Regions from separate parts of the Homo sapiens genome. Here region 1 is linked to region 2. Evidence: chromatin loops called from intact Hi-C (ENCODE). Cell type or tissue: ovary. All regions are shown on one strand.

Evidence for each region. Hi-C counts contacts between places; a loop is a spot of excess contacts. Peaks named below come from ENCODE experiments on the same cell type or tissue, not always from the same donor. Only the 100,000 strongest peaks of a DNase experiment are listed, where the experiment ranks them.
Region 1: a loop joins it to region 2, with 4 times the contacts of the local background. A loop is called at or near these places in 40 of 110 quality-filtered maps.

The regions. Positions count from the first base shown.
Region 1 is chr10:87,655,427-87,657,926 of GRCh38, reverse strand. No RefSeq gene overlaps it. Among named protein-coding and RNA genes, the nearest start is that of PAPSS2, 3.2 kb to the left of the region's middle. In ovary, a CTCF peak has its summit at 1,272 (motif pointing left); a DNase peak (open chromatin) is centred at 341; H3K27ac peaks cover 1,211 bases.
Region 2 is chr10:87,532,739-87,535,238 of GRCh38, reverse strand. The region is part of intron 4 of MINPP1 (multiple inositol-polyphosphate phosphatase 1); the gene reads right to left. Among named protein-coding and RNA genes, the nearest start is that of MINPP1, 29 kb to the right of the region's middle. In ovary, a CTCF peak has its summit at 1,382; a DNase peak (open chromatin) is centred at 925; H3K27ac peaks cover 1,642 bases.

The DNA.
Region 1 (2,500 bases), 120 kb before region 2:
TGCAGTGAGCCGAGATTGCGCCATTGCACTCCAGCCTGAGTAACAAGAGTGAAACTCCATCTCAAAAAAAAAAAAAGAAAAATAGCAATTTGCGTGATTGTTATTTTGTTTTTATATTGCATCTAAAAACAAAAAGCTGTCTTCTTGAAACAGGAAGTTAAGGACAAATACGTAAGCTACTTCCTGGAAAAGAAATATATGATTGTTTAGATCTGGGAGAGGTTGTGAGATCATTTGTCCAATTTCCCCATTCCTGTATTTTACATATGAGCAATGTAAAACTGGCGCTTAGGGAAGGGAGGGCATCTGACCGTAGTCACTAGTTAGGAGCAGAGCTGAGGCTTTAACGCAGGTCAGCCTGACTTCCCAAGTGCTCTGACCCCAAATGTCCTGCCCACTGAGTCACCCAACTTCCACGCCAACTATTTCAATACCCCATGATAACTGTAAACAGGACTGCTTATCTTGTTTTAGATTTCATTCATTCTCAAAAATTATTTTGGAATAGGCATTCTTTTACTGTGAAAATGGAGGCCTCAGTTCTTTTGGACTCAAGCTAGGCTGTTTATGACCCTTTGATGTCACAGATCACCAATTTAGTCGTGATTCAGCACAGCAGTTTACTAAAAAGCAAAACACTCTTTTTTTATTTTCTCAGGGTCTTTCCTTTTAAAGGCAATAGATTTCTTTTTCATCTCACTACCCTCTTGCTCTTAGGAGAGGACATTCCTTCTGAAAAGATATGAGCAACGAGAAACTTAATTTTCGGAGCCTATGATTCGGACATATAGGAACTGGGAGAAGACTCATTCAGGGGACAGAGGAAGGATTGAGGTCTTCTGCTTCATATAGACACAGAATCTGTAACTTCTTCAGTAGTGTTCCCTCCAAGACTTCCCTGAAAAACACCATAGATAACATTGTGCCAATTGATCATCCCTGATACTACTGATAACATTTACATGAAGGTTTCCCCTGTACCACCCCTTCTCCACCATCTCATTTTCATTTCTTCCTTCCAGAAGCTGTCTGCACTTGCATAACTTAATAAAATGGTGATTGCTAGTTGATCCTTATATTGTTTAGAAAAGATAGAATCAGTCAACTCCTCCAAATAAACAGGAGAAGGATATACAAAGAATGCCAGTGTTGGTGAGATGTTTATGCCACAGTTTCTCCAATGCATTTTAGGGGGGCTCATCATATTAGGGGCTCTAACGTGGAGGCAACACCACTGGGTGGTCATTACAAGGAATGTGACTATATTGCCCCCTCGTGGTTGTAATGCATAAATGCTGAACAAGACCTGAAACCCCCTAAACAAAAATAAGTGCAGCATTCCACTGGGTGAAGAGCACTTAGTGAAAATCTTTGAGGATCTGAACACTTTTCTCAGGCACAGGTACTACTTAGATGAGCAAGATGTGGTCCCTGTCTTCAAGAAACTCACAATCTATTGAAAGAGAAAGATACCCGACTCCCTTCCTGCCGCCCACTGGTTCCCCATCACTTCAATACATAATTGGTTGAACAGGTAAAGATGATACGTGCATGCCTTAGACATTTTATTTTGACTTAACACATACACGTCACTAATCTTTTGATATGGGGCCAAAGGCTTCTAATTGTGACATGAGTCTACTGATAGGAACTTCATAAACTACTTTCATTAGGCATCTTCAACAATTTCCAGGTTGGAATTTTATAAAGTGAAGTTAGAAATTAAGGGCACTTAAAAAAATCTGAAAGGAGATTCTTTCAAGATTACTACATACCCCTCCCCTATCCTGTCTGTAGTTTTGCCTATGGCTCATTCAAAAGTACGATTTCTAGCATCTTATCTTTCCAAAGCATCCATCTGTTTTCATAGAAAACACAACTCTTTCACTCATGTGCTATTCACTCAAGTGACATCTAGTTAAATTACTTAATTAAACTAACAAGTACGACTGGCAGAAATAGGTTTGAGAACAAACAATGGATCCCAGCAAACACGCAGCTTAGGTGAAGAAGTGTCTGGGCATTTCAGTGCATCCTCCTGTTGAAGAACATTGAGTTCACTGTGGGCATCAGTCATTGTTTTCTCTCAAAGAAACCCAGAATATGGATTAAACTGGTCAGTAAATTAAAGGAGATTGTGAGTGCACAAAGGAGGGACATCTAGTTCAACCTTGGGAGGAGAGTGGGGACTGATGTCAGATTTTCTTGGGGAAAGATCATATATGAACTGAGACTTTAAAAAATGGTAGGAGCCAGGCATGGTGGCTCAGGCCTGTAATCTCAGCACTTTGGGAGGCTGAGGCGGGTGGATCATTTGAGGTCAGGAGTTCAAGACCAGCCTGGCCAACACGGTGAAACCCCGTCTCTACAAAAAATACAAAAAAATTTTAAAAAAAGCCAGGCGTGGTGGTGCGCACCTGTAATCCCAGCTACTTGAAAGGCTGAGGCACGGGAATCACTTGAATCCAGAAGGCGGAGGTTGCAGTGAGCCAAGATTGTG
Region 2 (2,500 bases):
TTAGGAAACGCTGAACAAGGATTTGAGTTTTAATAATCCTATGCCAATGCAAATTCCATTACACTACAGTGTCAATGATTAAGGCTCACCTTACATCTTACATCCACACAGAAGCCATTTCCAACTACCATGAACTGCAGAGATGACTTACTTTCCCAAGCATCCTTTCGCTTTTGACTAAATTACTTTCTTAAGACATCTTCCTTACTAGACTGAGAGCCCCTTGGATGTAGCGGGTATAACTTCTTATCCATGTTTATGTATTCCCAATGCCTAGCATTGTGACCACACATTGTATGTGCTCAAAAACTGCTTGCTGAATTGAAATGAACTGAGCCTTTAGTTATGGAGCCATGAAATAATTTCCTAACCTCTTAGGTGGTAGAAGCATTTCTTCCATAGAATCTCTGACACAGTTATCCAGATTCAACTAGCATATTTCTAAAATAGGACACTTACTACTTCACAAAACAGCCTATTCTACTTATTTAACAGTTATTAAAAAGTTGTGGGGTTTTGTGTGTGTGAGGTTTCTTTTTTTAAAATAGTAACTGAAACAAGATTTGCCTTCCGGTTCTACTGTTGGGGTCAGCACAGAGTAGGTATACTCTCCAACTATGACAAGAATAGATATGACAACAGATTTAAGAGTGATTCTTACAAAACTGGATACAATTCAACAAGAATAGTTTTAAAAAAAAATGTACAAAGGTAAAATAATTGTGCAGAAATAATGAATAACTACTTAGTAGACCTACAATCTAGTGATAGTCAAAAAGTGTCTATTCAAAAGGCAGCTGGACATTTGAATATGAATTCAGAGTACAGCCAGGCTAGTTATATAAACTTTTACTTATTAATATTTAGCCAGTATGTGGCCGGGCACTGTGGCTCACCCCTGTAATCCTGTAATCCCAGCACTGTGGGAGGCCAAGGCAGGCAGACCACCTGAGGTTAGGAGTTCAAGACCAGCCTGGCCAACATGGCGAAACCCTGTCTCTCTACTAAAAATATAAAAATTAGCTGGGCATGGTGGCAGGTGCCTGTAATCCCAGCTACTTGGGAGGCTGAGGCATGAGAATCACTTGAACCTGGGAGGTAGAGGTTGCAGTGAGCCGAGACGATGTCACTGCACTCCAGCCTGGGGGATAGAGCGAGACTCTGTCTCCAAAAAAAAAAAAAAAAAAAAAAAAAAATATTTAGCCAGTATCTTTCAACACTACAGAGATTCCTAGCACTGAAAAGATTCCTGATACCCCTGGCTAAACTCCATGGAACTGTGACTTCAAAAAGTTGGCAAAAACACCTAGAATTGGCGTACATTTCTAAGAACTTTAAAGCAGCAAGTTTCCCCTGTTACAATGGGCTAATTGACCAAATAACTAAAATCACTTGGTGTCACTACACATTTATCTCAATGCTGCCATCTTACGTTAAAATATGGGACTACACAGCTTTAAAAAGCCATACCTTATAGACTATGAAATCTGAAAATATCAATGATTTGAAACCCAACAAAAAGGTAGAAAAAAAAGGTTAACACTGAGAGTTGAGGTATTTAGTAACAGTAAAAAATATTTTATAGTAATTAACTTAAAATGGAAGATCTCGAGGCAAGTAATTATAGACCCAAAATAAATCTTTGAGAAAACATGAAGTAACTTGTTGAAATCCTCGAATCTAAAAAGATTATATTAACAGATATATGGGGAAGGAGACAGTAAAATAAAATCTGGAGATACTTCATTTCTTCAGTGAATTCAATCTGCTTTTCTAATCACAGCTGCTTAAATAGAAATATCTGCTTAAATAGAAATATCTGCTTAAATTTGCTGGTTTTAACTTTAATCCCATTACTATAGTGATGGTGCAAAAAGGAAAATAAAAATCAAGTTCCTAATAAAATGCAAGGAGCTGAATTTCAAGGGCCGGTTATATTTAACTGAAAATTTAACAATTTGCAATCTTCCATTTTTTCCATGAAGTAAAACCATGCTATCAAAATTATGTTGAAAAAAAAATTCAGTGGCACTGAAGAATGTCCCTGATTTAATGTTAATATTAAAAAAAACCAATCTGTATACATACTAACATTCTAACAAGGGGTAGGGGTGGGATGGAGAAAGCAAAAATAGCCTGGGAACTTGGGAAAGTGAAAGTCATTTTGTCAGAAAATATGGATGTCAAAATACTCACTTATAAACTCTAATTCCAAATTTAAAAAAAGGATTTTAAGTCATGTACAAAAAAAAAAAAGGCTAATGTTTTGATAGAAGAGATCAGGAAAAACACAAAGATAAACATTCTATTAAAAGCTTATTATTCTACCACACTGGTGCCTGACTGTCAATGTGTGGAGAAAAGCAGTAAGTAGGAACTCTCTGTACTTTCTACTCAATTTTGCTGTGAACCTAAAATTACTTTTAAAAGTCCATTAGTTAAAAACAAACAAACAAAAAACAACTTACTTGCTCCTTGCTGAGCATATATTGATTTTCTT